Regions from separate parts of the Homo sapiens genome. Here all the other regions are linked to region 1. A link is a loop called in an ENCODE intact Hi-C map of the cell type or tissue named here. Cell type or tissue: heart left ventricle. All regions are shown on one strand.

Evidence for each region. Hi-C counts contacts between places; a loop is a spot of excess contacts. Peaks named below come from ENCODE experiments on the same cell type or tissue, not always from the same donor. Only the 100,000 strongest peaks of a DNase experiment are listed, where the experiment ranks them.
Region 2: a loop joins it to region 1, with 2.4 times the contacts of the local background. A loop is called at or near these places in 18 of 110 quality-filtered maps.
Region 3: it touches region 1 in a loop (3-fold over the local background); 22 of 110 quality-filtered maps call a loop at or near these places.

The regions. Positions count from the first base shown.
Region 1 is chr9:95,002,427-95,007,426 of GRCh38, reverse strand. It overlaps AOPEP (aminopeptidase O (putative)), which reads right to left. Exons shown (of 17, transcript NM_001193329.3): 12 at 2,207-2,269; 13 at 1,811-1,885. Among named protein-coding and RNA genes, the nearest start is that of AOPEP-AS1, 59 kb to the right of the region's middle. RefSeq lists silencers at 2,087-2,376, 2,467-2,656, 2,667-2,916. In heart left ventricle, no CTCF peak of the experiment used is centred here; DNase peaks (open chromatin) are centred at 2,666 and 3,226; H3K4me3 peaks cover 4,056 bases; H3K27ac peaks cover 5,000 bases.
Region 2 is chr9:95,076,846-95,081,845 of GRCh38, reverse strand. AOPEP (aminopeptidase O (putative)) reads right to left here. Exons shown (of 17, transcript NM_001193329.3): 15 at 1,066-1,152. Among named protein-coding and RNA genes, the nearest start is that of MIR23B, 5.9 kb to the left of the region's middle. In heart left ventricle, a CTCF peak has its summit at 2,707; no DNase peak of the experiment used is centred here; H3K4me3 peaks cover 1,356 bases; H3K27ac peaks cover 4,122 bases.
Region 3 is chr9:94,879,825-94,884,824 of GRCh38, reverse strand. The region is part of intron 5 of AOPEP (aminopeptidase O (putative)); the gene reads right to left. Among named protein-coding and RNA genes, the nearest start is that of AOPEP-AS1, 63 kb to the left of the region's middle. In heart left ventricle, no CTCF peak of the experiment used is centred here; no DNase peak of the experiment used is centred here; H3K27ac peaks cover 2,036 bases.

The DNA.
Region 1 (5,000 bases):
TCATTCTCCTGCAAGGTAAAATAATCAGTCCCCCCCCCACTTTCTCCCCACCCCGATTCTCAGGAGACCCAGTAGTCAGGTCATGGGTGTCACAAATACGGTTACTTCTAGGTTAGATTTTGGTAGTGACAACATCTAGTAATCCACAAAGATAATGGCTTCCCCTTCCTTTCTACAGCACATTGTGCATTTTGGTAATCTTATTTTTGGCTTAAAAATTAACAGCTGGCAGGGTGCAGTGGCTCACGCCTGTAATCCCAGCACTTTGGGACACCGAGGCGGGCAGATCACGAAGTCAGGAGATCGAGACCATCCTGGCTAACACAGTGAAACCCCGTCTCTACTAAAAATACAAAAATTAGCAGGGTGTGGTGCCATGTGCCTGTAGTTCCAGCTATTCGGGAGGCTGAGGCAGAAGAATAGCTTGAACCTGGGAGGCCGAGGCTTCAATGAGCCGAGATCACGCCACTGCACTCCAGCCTGGGTGACAGAGCAAGACTCCGTCTCAAAAAAAAAAAAAAAAAATTAACAGCAACGACACATTTTTTAAAAAATACCAAGCAAGCCATAATTCTTTTCCTTCTTTGGGTATTTTATGATCTCATTCATCACCTCACAAACATTTAAAAAAACACCTAAACCATTAAACACAACTTACCATACCATGCTGAGGTATGGTCAGAAAACTCAAGTCTGTTCCAAATCACAACTTTTTCTATTATTCTTCAACTGAAGTGACATATATGACCCTCTGTGGAAAAAGAAAAGGGGTGGGGTCCCCCTTTTCATGCACACTGAAAGTCCAGCTACAAACAACTATATTCGCAGGCTGGTTCCTTTTCCAGCTCTCTCAGAAGCTGCCCTCTGGTATCCTGACGTGCACTCTGCAGCTCTGGGATCACCTTTATTCTGATGTGCTTTGTGCACATTCTCGGACGCTGCAATGCCCATACTAAGGCAACATAGCACAGAAATTGGCAGCAATGCTATCAGCAAGAATTTGGCTTCAGAATCAAGAGTGATTCATCATACATTCTAGCAGCAGAAAAACACACCGCTATTTTAATCCCTTGCTGGTATCAAGAATCAAAAAACAGTGAAATGTAATTAAGCAAAAGCAACAAAAAAACCTATCTGCTGTAATATTTGTCAAAAAATTATTCACTTTTACGAGTTTTCCGCAAGTCACTTAGAAAACAACGGGCTACTTACCTTATTTCATGATATTACAATGACAAATCAAGTTTTAATACAAAATCAAAAGACAGGCAGTCCAAACTTCTGCAAAGTAACATACTGAAATTCTAAACTTGGGCAAACAAATTTCTCATCTGCTTTACAGTAAATAAAATTCCTCCTAGTGTTTTAAAAGTAATCCACTTCTTTCTTCTTCTCTCTCTATTTCTTAGATGACTCCAATTTAAAGTCTAGGTGAGAGAAAGTACAGCATGGAAACCTAATACTGTGGGCGATTTATTCGGAACACTTTTCATTTTTCAGAGGTACCTTAACACTGAGATAATAAACACTGCTGATCTAAAATAATAATGGAACCCACTTAAGTCCGATTGCTGTATTTAATGAGCATGAAACAAATTTCATGGGCTACTCTCTCCTAATGAGACTATATAAATGATCATTAGCCTTATCGACCAATATTTCTGTAGAATTTCCCCATATATTAAATCTATGGTTTATTATAACAAAAACTTTTTAAATTAAACACTACTCTATTGTCATGACCAGGTCCTCACGGGGCAGAAGCGGATTTACCAAGACCTGCACCGAGTACCGTCTCGGGAACCCCTACCTTTTCAAACACCTCTTCCTTCTCCCTGCGCTTCCGTTTTCGGGGTCTCCGGTTCACTCCAATCCATTTCGTGACCTGAGGTTCAAAAACCACAGCATTTCAAAGAAGGCGACAGGGTCCTGACGGCCATCCCCCAGCGCGAGAAAGCAGAGACCCCCGGCCTCGCGACCTGGTCTTCCCCGCACCTCGGGAGGCCACCCGCGCCCGCCCGCGGAACTCGCCGGGCGCCTCACCGCAGGGGCCGCGACCTTCGTCACGGCCGCTCCCCGCGCCCGAGCCGGAGCCTGGCGGGTAGTCCCCGCACCCGCGCGCCGCAGCGCAGAGCCAGGGCCTCTCGCCAGCCGCGGTCTCGCGCCGGCGCCACCGGGGCGCAGGGACCGCGCCGCCCGCACTCACCTCGGCGCGCACTTGCCGCGCAAGCCCGCACTCCGCCCCGGCGCGACGCTCCCTCTGCAGCGGCTGCGGGGGAAGAGGACACAGTCAAGTTTACCGCGGGAGCGGCCCCGGCCTCCCTGCCCCGCGCCCGCTAACTCGGCGTGCCCGCCCCGTACCTCGCCCGCGGCCGGGGAGGACGCAGCGGCGGCGCCGGAGCCCGCGCCCTGCGCCCGCCCGGGGTCCGCATCACCTCAGGCGCGGCGCGGGCGGCGGGCGCGGGGCCTGGGCGGCGGCGCGGGCGGGCGGGCGGGCACCGAGCGGGGGCGGGGCCTGCCTTAAAGGTATAGCGGCCGCGCCGCCTCCCGCAGGTCGCCCTCCCGCCCGCGCCGGCATTGTATTGTTCTCCCCACGAACGGCGTGCTCCCGCTCCCGGGCTCCGGCCGCCCCGCGCCCCCGCGCACCTTGCCCCCGCCACCCCTCCCCGGGCTCCGGCCGCCCCGCGCCCCCGCGCACCTTGCCCCCGCCACCCCTCCCCCGGCTCCGCGCCCTGCGAGCGGCTTCCCGGCAGCGAGAGGGGCCCGCGCCGCCCGCCGCAGGCTGGAGGGAGCGGTGGCGGGGAAGGAACCCCGCCCGTAGCCAGCGTAGCGCGCTCCTGGAGTCGGAAACCTGGTCCCGGTGGCTTTCGCGCAGGGAAAGTAACTTTCCTAGTGGAGTTTTCTCCGGGACCGGGTTCTACGCCCTCGAGTAGACGTTTCCCAGTGGCCCCTCGGGGCTCCGGGCAGCGGCAGGTGACCTCCCGGGGGGCGAGGCCAGGGCGCAGAGAAACCCAGCCCCGCGCTCCCGCGAGTGTGGACCCGCAGCCCTCAGACTGCCGTGGACCCCCAGAACCACTGGGTAGAATTTAAAAAGAAGGGGTCAATCTGTTTTCATAATTAGGGAGAAAGTTTACACTTACTTTATAAAAATGTGCGATACCCCAAGATTTTCCTCCACCCGCCAAAGGCCTTCTCATCCGCATCAGCAGTTGCTGGAACCCGCCTGCCGGTGAGGGCGGGCCGGGGCGGAGAGTCGGGTTGTCCTGTTGCTTGCTGGGTCTTGACCATCCCTTTAACTTTATCACATTTCTTTAAAGAAAATCTGTCTTGCCCTCTCTTTATTGCTACTCCATCCTTCTTTCAAGATCAAAAGGTTTAGATCAAAGCCAAGATCAAACTCACTACTTTAAATAGCAGCAACTTTGCCATGGAGTATTTTACACAGAGGAGCTTAATGGAGACATCAGGAATTTATCCCTTCATTCCATATTCATAACTGGACTACTTAAAATTACACGGATGATGTATGTCTATTTCCTAAAACAAACAACAAGTCTGCTCAAATGAGGGATTCTTACTGTTTCCAGGAATACAAAAAAGTTGAAATCTAGAGAGCAATATAAATAGACGTGTTAACCATTTTGCGTCATTATTATAATAGCTAAGTGCTACGAAATGTGTGCTCATTTGCTAGAGATTTTTCAATGTGTTATTATATCTTTTAGTATAGACTGTACAGCCATCATATACAATTTTTTACTGTAAAGGAAATATATATAAATAGTTAATGGTTTGGAAATCTTGCACATAGGCAGGTAAATAATTATAAATGGTGAAGTGGATTATTCTGAGCTGCTTAATTTTAAAGGGAAAGAGAACTTTAAACTCTTCAACCTTTTATGCTGCTAATAAGAGTTCCACAATCAATAGAAATCTATCTTGGCAGGCACTTCCTTTTACCCACTAGAATTTTTTTCCTTGGGAGTTCACGATCCCCAGAAACTGTGATATGAGCCATTCAATATTGATGTACTAAAACAGTGCTCTGCTTAAATACAGTTTTTCAACATACAGTCTTGGAAGAAACAAAATCCAAAATAAATTCCAATAGTCCAGTAACAGGAATAAAGACAACTATTGCAAATTAAATCTTACAGACTTATATGAAAGCTGTTGTTAACAGCTGGGTACTAGTTATTTGAAAAGTTTTTTCCCTTTGCAGTTTTTAACTGGTTGCAGTCACACACGCGCGCGCGCGCGCACACACACACACACACACACACATTCTTAATTCTATAAATCCCATTGAACCACTGGAAAGATCTTAGAAACTGAGACCTGGAAACCCTGTCTTGCTCTGCTACTGACACAGTCTCCTTTCTTCCTAGCACCCAGATCATGGATAACCTAACGGTTTCCGGCATGAGCTGAACAAAGGAAACAGCCTACTGTCACTCTGCTCTTCTAGGATTTTGCTAAGTAGGAAGCAAAAGCTGTGACCCATCCTAATTGCCTCTTGTCTCGTTTGTCCTTTGTCCCCCAACTCTCCTCCCAATTGCCATCCCAGAATCCATCCTCCACAGAGAAGCCAGAATGGTACGTCCAAAGGTAATTCAAATGATACCACTTTGCTTCACTGAGAATGCTTTTCCATCTCTTCTTTGCGTGGTAGCCCACTTATCCTCTAGTTCTGGGTTTAAGCAGCGCTTTTGCAGAAAGGTCTTTCCTTACTCCCCAGTCCAAATTATGTCACTCCACTATACTTTCTAATAACATTCTGTTTATTTCCTTTAGAGTGATTCTTAGAGCAGTTTTAAGTTTATAGAAAAACTGAGCAGAAAGCAGAGTTCCCATATTTGTACCCACTCACCAGCTTCCCCATATTTAACATATTGCATTAGTATATTTATTATAACTGAGGAACCAATATTGATACATTATTATTCACTAAAGTCAAATTTACATTAGGGCTCACTCTGTGATGTTCAGTTATTATAGCT
Region 2 (5,000 bases), 74 kb before region 1:
AGAAGGGTCTCAAAGACATCGCAAGAGCAAAACTTCGTAGTTAAGGGTTCAAAAGTGCTTTCCCAAAAAAGTCCAGACATGGTGATCCTTATTTGTCAAAGATCACAATTCTAAATATACTGCAGTGAATTCTGGTCTTTAGAACAGACCATAAAGTTGCTCTTAAATTTTGTCCTTCTTATACTCCTGTATGTTTTTCCAGATACCTCTTGCTCTGCTGTGCAAATGTGACATTTCTTCTGGTACAAAGGCATGTACTTTTCTTTGTAGGAATAATGAGGCCTCAGGCCTCACTGGCTGGCTGTCCCCCACACTGAGACCCTATCAAAAGTCCTTTTGTTTGCCTCACTCCCACTCTCCACCCCAGCTGGAAGGCAGCTCCATGCTGTTACCCACAGTGCTTGACAGGCCACTCATTCAGAGGCAGAGGGGGTGGAGAGTGGGGAAATGGGGAAGGCGTGGGAGGCTGTGACGTGTTACAGGACACACCTGTTGGTGACCTGACACACTGCGGACATCAGAGGCGGCCAATGAAGGTCTCCCCAGATCCGCTCCCACATGCGCACTGCCTGTGAACTCCTAGGAAGGTGACTGCTGTCCCTGGTGAACAGTGAGAAAAGCTCTCACAGGAAGGAAACCCGCCTAGCACAGCACGGCAGGTGCAGGTACAGACCGAGACTGTCCCGTCGGGGCTCTCCCAGTCTGACTTGCACGTGTACTTTAAATGAGGGCCACTGAAATCAGGGATCTACCCCACGGCGTCACCAAGGGACACGCATGGCCTAGCAGGTGCTGGAGATGCCGTGAAGTGTGAGCACGCAGCATCGGATGACGTGTGGGCCACAAGGCGGCATTGAAGGTGCTCAACTCAATCCTTCAAAGACATTGAGAGAGGAAAAAAGCAGCTCAGAAAAATCAGTGTTAGGCAAGATCCCACCAGTCCTTAAGAATCTCTGTAACAGATTTAATTATTTGTTATGAAAGAGATACTGAGAACGTGGATTCCTGTGTGAAGTGCAGGGACAGCCTTTACAGAATCCCCATCTGCTGAAAGATGACACCTACCTGATCCTCCTGAAGGAACCTCTCCACACTTTTGTAGGCTTTCGTGAACTTGTGCTTAACAATGAGTTCACACCACCGATGGCGAACCTGGAGGAACAAGAGAGAGCCCAGTGAGCGACAAGCAGGCAGGCATCCCAGCCCACCGGGCCCAGTGACAGGCAGCCTCTGTATTCCGGAAAGCTGTGCTCTCAAATGGGCTGGCATTGTTGACACACTTAGTTTTACATTTTCTTTTAGTATATTTTTTTTACTTTTTATTTTCTTTGAGACAGAGACTCGCTCTGTCACCCAGGCTGGAGTGCAGTGGCACGATCTGGCTCACTGCAACCTCTGCCTCCCGGGTTCAAGCAATTCTCCTGCCTCAGCCTCCCAAGTAGCTGGGATTACAGGCACCTGCCATCATGCCCCACTAATTTTTGTAGAGACGGGGTTTCACTATGTTGGCCAGGCTGGTCTCGATCTCCTCACCTCGTGATCCGCCCGCCCCAGCCTCTCAAAGTGCTGGGATTACAGGCGTCAGCCACCGTGCAGTAAGTTTACTTTTTAAAGAAAGAAACCACAGTGCTAATTAGGGCTGTTGGTCAACTTTAGAGAGAAAAGCAGGTGTTTCTGTTGGGTGTTTCACTGTTTTAAACATGATTTTGCAAGATGACAGATACTAAACGCAAAGCATAACGGGAAATTCAATGCACATTCCGACCAGGCTGCTGGTGCTCCTTCCTCAGGGTGCTGTGAGTGAGGGTTCCCTTTCAAATCACCACTCCTTAAGTTCCTGCAGCAGATTTGACTCAGTGCTGCTGATTTGTAACAAACACAGTAAGAGGCGGAGACACTGCTCTCTAATTCCCCGAAAGAGGCAAAGCACCCTTCTGAGAGTCTGGGGAAGGAGTAAGCCCAGGACACCCCTGAAGTGGATAGTTCCTGCTGTGTATCCACAGGTGTGTAGGTTTGCACAACATTGAAAACAGACAAGCTAAAGGTGGATGCTGTTCTTTTAAAAGATACACTTTATTAAACGTTCACCTGCAGGAATTCGGAAGGAACCCCCACTCCCACCCTCTTCAAATCTCCGGACACAGTGGAAGAGTCCGATGCCAGCCCTGGCCGCCCTCTGGACACAGGCAGAACCACCTGCGCAAGGTATTCCCCACATCCCGGAGCAGGCGGCATTGCTCGGTGCTGCAGGCACATGCTCTACAAGAAGATTCACCTACCACTTGTTTTTCAGAATCCAGTCCCCTGCCTTTTTCTACTGCATCAAAGCACTCTCAGTTATACCACGTCAACCATTTTATACTCCATCACTGAACCAACATCAGCCATACATAGAAGTGATTATGTGCATTTTAGAAGAGCCTCCTTCTATCACCCCTTGTTTTTACTGACTGTGAAAGAGGGAGATACTCTATAGTAATATATTTGCAGCAATAATTAAATGTAAGCAATGTCAACATTTTGGCGAGGGCCCCTGTAAATGACATCATTATCCACTGACCTAGCCAGATCTCTCCTTTAATCTACTCTAAATAGGTTTACATGCAAACAGTTAAGATTGAAGGAGAGAAACCAATCTTTTGGAAAGAATCCTTCCCCCAGGCCACAGTGCCCTCTGAGAACGGGTGTTAACTCAGGAATTCCACTGGGCGGCCCTGGGCTCGCAGGCAGCCAGGCCCTTTGAAGTGCTGAAGTGGCATGCCTCTGGGAGGGGCTGATAGCCTCTGCCCTCAGAGCAAAAGGGAAGGAGGCTGGGACGGCAAAATCTTTCCACCTTCAACAAAATGTGCTTTCCTGTACAGCCAACAGAAATTAACGACACACTATACAAGAAAGAGTCCCTCCACCTCCCCAACAGAAAGAACAAGTGACCAGAGCTCAAAGAAGTTAGCTCACCATCCCATGCCAGAGGAAGCCGCTAGAAGAAACTGCGCCCAGCTGTGGAGAACCCAAACTGCCCGCTGGACGCCTCCGTCCCTCATCTCTCTTCCAACTCACAGCCACCTAAATGTGCCACCAAACTGCCAGGTCCACACACCAGCAGAGGTGTCATCTGCTGCGAGCTTTGTGAAGATGGGCACCAGCTCCCCAAGGCTGAAGGGCCTTGCAGGCAAGCTGGTGTGGTCTGGCGAGATGGCCACATATGGATGGGAGCGACAGCTGGGGACAGGAGCTGCTGCTCTGAGACTTAGGGAAAGAGCCTATTTTCTTAACTGCACAAAAGAAACCCTACGTGTGCCAGCTTTTAGGGAGGGTCCCGTGCGTGAGACCTGTCGGTTTCTAAGTGTTCTTTAAAGTGTTCTAACAACCAACGCTTGTCTGATCTGACCACACCACACTTTTGGCAATGACTGCTGTCACTCTAAAACTTGGAGGACATTATACAATTTAGATTTGATTGTGAGAATGGAGGGTTTCGCCTCTCCTTTTCTTTCTGTGCTTTCCTTCATCTTATTTACACACACAGAAACAACGAAGCATAAACTGGGGCTTATTTCCTAGTAGAACAAGGCCCTCGGTGGCGGCCGGAGGCAGCGGCAGCCCACAGCTGGTGCAGGTCCAGATGGCGGGTGGAAGAGGCTCTTTCACCACGGATCTGAAGTCAGTATTTCCACGTTTCTTACTGTTAGAAATAGTTTACTGTCAAGATTAATAAGAGACCCAGGCTTCTGACCCCTGGAGGCTAACAGCATCCAGGAAGGACAGACCAAGCCCAGTCTCCCACCCCCACTCCCTTTCCCACCCCATCAAGAGAAGATAAAAACAAGTCTTTTCATTATAAAGAGCTAAGTGTATGTCAATATTTCGGCGACAGGATGCTGAGAAGACATCACAGAAATGCTGCGGGAGGCTGGGCAGGCCAGATAGTTCCTGCTCACGCGCAGTCTTCACTTTTCTTCGTTCCTTTGAGAAACAAAGAAAATCCTTATTTTTATCCCCCAAACTCTCAAGGACCCACAATTCGCATGCCATTCGTCACCACAGGGAGTGGGGATGACATCAGTCTCACTTAAGCCCAGCAGTATTTCCAAAGGAGCCCTGACAGAATATCTGTCTCCAGACCACCGAGGGGCTTCAAGGTCGTGAAAGATGCTCTGCCCTCCTGCATCAAGTTCCTCCGCAGCTGAGAAAGCAGGGAAGCCCTACGGGCCAGAGAGGTGGGGCCACAGAGTTCCACAGCATGCCACCAGAGGACAGCTGTCCAGTCTAGAGGTCTGCTCTTATTTCTTAATTTATTAACGAGGGTGGTCAACGTGTCTTTCTGTAATTTCCTCAGTCAGAATAAAAATAAACAGGGACAGCGCATGCTCCCAGGACGGTGCCTGGCACCAGTGGGCACTCCTCACTGTCTCTTCTGGTCGCCAGCCACCCCGCAGCATCCTGGCGGGGCGACCGGCCTCCCTGTGGACCCGGGCAGTTGTCTTCTCTGCACGATTAGGAAGGAGTTTGCTTTTCAGAGGTGAAAGCCACACTTCCTGGCTGCCTTTCTGCTCCCACCCTGTCTGGGAGCCGGGGCAGTGCTGGAGGCTGGCCCAGGCTCCCCCAGAGCCACAGCACTGTGCTGTCCCGTGCCTAGGAAAGCAGATGCTGGCAGGAGAAACACATAACCTGGGCTCCTGGGGACAGCCAGCTGTGGCTGCCTGCCACAAAGGACACAGAGGGCCGTCTGCAGGGGAGCAGCTGTGAGGGTCAGAGGGACCTACCAAGAGATAGTGTCCCCTCCCCCTCTCCTCCCCAGGCCTGGAAGGTGGCAGGAGAAGAACCTGATCAGACCCTTCCCCAGCCACAAGGTACCTGCACTGGAGATCTGAACTTTAAATCTGAAATTATGATAAGGGCTTGGCTCCCTAGGAGACTGGACAAAGTCCAGCTGGGGATAGGGATGGGAGAAAAATGTAACTGTTTCATTTTAGACCCAATCAAATGGAGACTGATCAGCA
Region 3 (5,000 bases), 120 kb after region 1:
TTGGCCAGGATGGTCTCGATCTCCTGACCTCGTGATCCGCCCGCCTCGGCCTCCCAAAGTGCTGGGATTACAGGCGTGAGCCACCGCGCCCGGCCAGTGCCTGATTTAAGAGCTATACATGCATTTACTCGCTTCATCTTAACAACGCTGTGAGATAGGTATGGTAGTAATATCATCCCCACTTTTTGGATGACGAAACTGAAGTTTGGGGAGGTTACGTAACTTCTATCACACAGTTAACTCGTAGCAGGTCTGGGGGTCTGGGGTTGGCACCCTGCGGTCCTGCTCCAGAGCCTGTGCACTGTGCTGTACAGCCTCTTTATATCCCAAGTCTTTCCTGGTGGTAGTGTTTCATGTTTGTGATTATGCCAAGTTAGCCTTAATGTCTATTTGGTCAGAACATCCTTACTGGCTAACAGCATCTCATTTTCAACTTTCCTAGTCTCACTGAGGTACCACAGGCCAATTCCGTACAAACTCATTCCTTAGCTGGTAGAATAGCTATCTTGGGTTTGAATTTCAAAGTCTCACGTAAGCACCCTTAATTGTTTTTTGTTAACAATTGTACCCACTGATATCAAGGAACAATCTGAGACAAAGGAAAAAGTAAACAGGGCTATTAGAAGGAATTTAATGGTTTCTTCTTCTCGCCATCTGTCTCAGAATCAGGAGGGCAAAGGCTTCGGATTGGGGCTTCTTTGTGCTGATGAGGACAGACACCCAGAGGGCAGGTCCAAGCAGCTCTCTGCCTTCCAAGGCAGGTGCGCATGAAGCAGGGATGCCCCTCGTGAAATGTCAAGGTAGAAGCAACCCATGAGGAAACTCTATCTTGGGGTCTAGTCCTGATGGATCAAGGGGTGGCCAGAAGTTTGCTCTGGGTCCCAGTTTTCAGAATATTGACGGGGATGGAGGTCCCACAATACCCACCATTCTGTGTGGTCTCCTGGCTCATCCTCTTCACATGGTCTTCAGTATGTCAGATACAATTTCTCAGATCTCTAGGTCAACCCTCAACTTATGTTTAACATTTTAAACTAACATCCTCTGCCATCAACTGAAACTGTCTCATAAGAATAAACTTATGTTAGATGAGAGAAATATATTTTTCTGATACTTAGAGGTACTTATTCTTAGAACTTTATTACTCTAATACATCATGATCTATACTGTTAAATCCAACTAAAATTTGTTCTGAGAAAGCCTTGGTATTAATACTTGCTTCCTTGAGTTCTTCAGTCTGAATTGTAACTTAACTTAGTGTGTAACAAACTGAAAACCTGAGGAGTTTCTTCTGTAACAAAAGCTGAGCCTCAGCCCATCACTCTAGCCACACTTCAACCATTGACAGGCAGCCAACTGTTCAAACTCCCTTAACATACTGGCAAAGTCAAGCTGGAACCAGTCCAGCTGTTTATGTACCTCATTTTCCTTTTTCTTTTTTTGGTCCATAAATCTTATCTGCTCATGTGGTAGCCCCAAAGTTTCTCTGAATCTGTTTTGATTCTGAAGGCTGTTCGATTTGCAAATCATTTTTTTCCTTGCTCAATTAAACTCTGTTAAATGTGTCTAAAGTTTTTCTTTCATCAGATCTGGAGTAGAAGTGAAGAGTGAAGTACAATTCCAGTGACTCCTTGGAACAGCAGGCAACGAAGCGGGGCACCTGCAGAGCCAATTGTGTGCGCTCTCTTGTTTGTAACTGGAGGTTTGTGGGTGAGTTTTCTCTCAAATCCCAAGCTCCACTGACTTGTGTTCTCAGCTCCCTGAGTTGATGTAAGCAGTATTTATACTGCACTGGGTATAGCATCAGATTGAATTTAGAAGCCCCAGACTTCAGATAAGTAACTTTTTGATAATGTGTTCATATCAATCCAAAGAATCAGAGACTGTAGCTTCTGAGACTCCAGCTAAATTTATCCGTAAAAATTATGGGTCCACAATGTACGTATTTTTGGAAAAACGGGTTAACCTTTCTGGAGACAACTTAGAATTAAGATGACCACAATAGGGAAGTTTGGTTTTTATTTTCTGTTTTTTGTTTTGCTTTGTTTTTTTGAGACGGAGTCTCGCGACGCCCAGGCTGGAATGCAATGGCACAATCTTGGCTCACTGCAACTTCCGCCTTCTGCGTTCAAGAGATTCTCCTGCCTCAGCCTCCCCAGGAGCTGGGATTACAGGCTCCCACCACCACATCCAGCTAATTTTTGTATTTTTAGTAGAGACTGGGTTTCAACATACTAGCCAGGCTGGTCTTGAACTCCTGACCTCAAGTGATCCACCTGCCTTGGCCTCCCAAAGTGCTGGGATTACAGGCGTGAGCCACCCCACCCAGCCAATAGTTAAGTTTTATTTTGGATAAGATTGTTTAGTTGGGAGGCGTATTAGAAAAAAGGGGATTTTAAAAACCCCACAAAACAATGAGATGTGTTCTTTAATTGGTATGCAAGGCATCTAAAAGGCTAAACAAATTAAAAATTGCCTCCTTAAATGATTCTTTGCAAAAAGCAAGCAAACATTTTAAACAACAGACTAAGAACATGACGAAAGAGGACTGTACTCTGAAATAACCCTGTTTCCTCTCTTTACCCATCTCTACCTAAATAATTTGCTCCACTAATCTTCTAGTCAAATTACCCTTTCACCCTTTAAAGATGACGAAAAAAGAGAAGTTGGACAGATGTCTTACAAAGTAAGAGCTTGTGATCAGCCAGGCCTTCCCGCCATAACCACCTTCACTCCATGTTCTAAAGCTGAGCTTAGAGCCATAGTAAAGGACTCCCTAGCCCAAGGGGAAGTCCTCAAAAATTTACTCATAAGAGCTTACAATCCAGGACTCCCTGACCTTTACCAGTTTATTCACATGATACTGGGACCTGTGGAAGCTTGAAAATGAGTGACAGCTGCAGAATGGAGCCAACCTGAGGAGGGTATTAAAGACCCCTCCAAAACCCCCTCACAGGAATGGCTGAAATAAGCTAGAAACATTGCCAAAATCATTTTAGATTCAATTCCTAAGATTTTTCCACACAAAAAAATTGACTGGTCCACCATACAGACAAAAGAAGTTTCGGACGACAGAACTCACTTAGAAACACTGCTTGTGAAGCATTTGGGGCTCAAAATAACAGCAAGGAATATTTCCTGCAGGAACTGCATCAACTACTCTATTTATAAATGGACTCTGTCCCAAACTTAGCAGTTTAATTAAAAAAACATAAACCTGGATGGGAAGTTACAGACATGACTGAATTGGTGGCCTTAGCTGAACATTTTGAGAGGACTCTGGAGCAAGAAAAAACCCAAAAGACTACCAAGCTTATGTCTCACCAATTACAACAGTTACAGGGGCTGAGACCAAAGGAACCTTCTTTTTTATTTTAAATCACAACCAAGAGATAGATCCTAGAACAAGAAATTCTTTTCCCCGAGATGTCTGCCTTCCTTGCAAATAAGCAGGACACTGGAAAAGAGTTGTCTGCTTCTCTGTTAGTCTACCAATAAGCCTCCTCCCATTAGGCCACACTGTTTCACCACTAAAGGAAGCCTAAGACAGATCCTGTGTCTTAAAAAAAAAAAAAAAATAGAAGCAGCAGCAGCCACCAAGTTGCTACAAGTTTCATCTGAGCTGGTTTTAGGGAATGAACTTAATTTGCAAATTCCACATGCTGTGGAAAGTCTATTAAATTCCAACCAAGCTCAGCATTTTTCAGCAAGAAAACTAACATCTTATGATCTTATGAAATTTTCTCCTGCCTCCTTCTGACCTCCATCTAAAATGCTACTCCATCTAAAACCTACTTAACCCTGCTACTCCATTACCTCTGACTGACTGTGGTAAAGATCACAATTGTGTAGGTGTAGTATCCAAACTAGTAGCCCCTTGTGTTGATTTATGAGATGCTCCATTGGATAATCCTGAGTTGATACTTTTTGTTCGTGGGTCCTATGCCAAAGTCTCAGAAGGAAAATATCAGGCAGGGTATGTTGTTACTGCCCAAAATGAGTTAATAGAGAAGGGAACTCTTCCTCAATTTAAGTCCGCTCAGCTGGCAGAGCTTTTTGCTCCCACCCAAGCTTGTCATATAGTTAAGGACACGTCAGTAAATATTTAAAAAGATAGCAGATATGCTTTTAGAGTAGTACACAATTTTGGCACATTATGGAAACAATGGGACCAGGTGCGATGGCTCATGCCTGTAATCCCAACACTTTGGGATGCCAAGGCAGGCAGACTGCTTGAGCCCAGAAGTTCAAAACCAGCCTGGGCAACATGGCAAAACCCCTTCTCTACAAATTATCTTGGCATGGTGACTTGCGCCTGTAGTCCCAGCTACTCTGGGGGCTGAGGTGGGAGGATGGGTTGAGCCTGGGAGGTCGACGCTGCAGTGAGCCATGGTCACGCCATGGCACTCCAGCCTGGGCAACAGAGAGAGACCCTGTCTAAAAAAAAAAAAAGAAAAGAAAAAAAGAAAAAGAAAAAGAAAAAAAAAGACAAATATGCATAATAAAAATTACATTATTAAAAAATAAACAATAGGGGTTTCTCACTTCTATTGGGACTCCAGTTAGATGAACTCCTTTCAGCTATCCTGTTAACACTGTTATCATCACAGATCGTTATGATTAAGATTGAAGATGATACCTGTAAAACTGAATCTGAATATCAAAGGAATGCCCTAGCCGATGTGCATGTTAAATCAGCTAGTGCTGACACTGTGAGAATATGCAATCTGAATGAACTCCATAAGACTGATCCAAATCAACTCCCATACGGTGATCTATTTAATAAACAGTGCAATGCATTTAATTTGGAAAAACAAAGTTGGTATCTAAAAAAATGTAAATTCAATGTTAAGCGTGGATTCACAAAGGGCCTGACAACCACTTGGTCCTTCCTGAGTCTTTAAAGCTTCCGTTGTTAAAAGGCCTGCACTCCACAACTCATCATGGAACACACAAAATGATCCAAATTATAAAAAAAATTGGTGAGGTATATGTTCCAA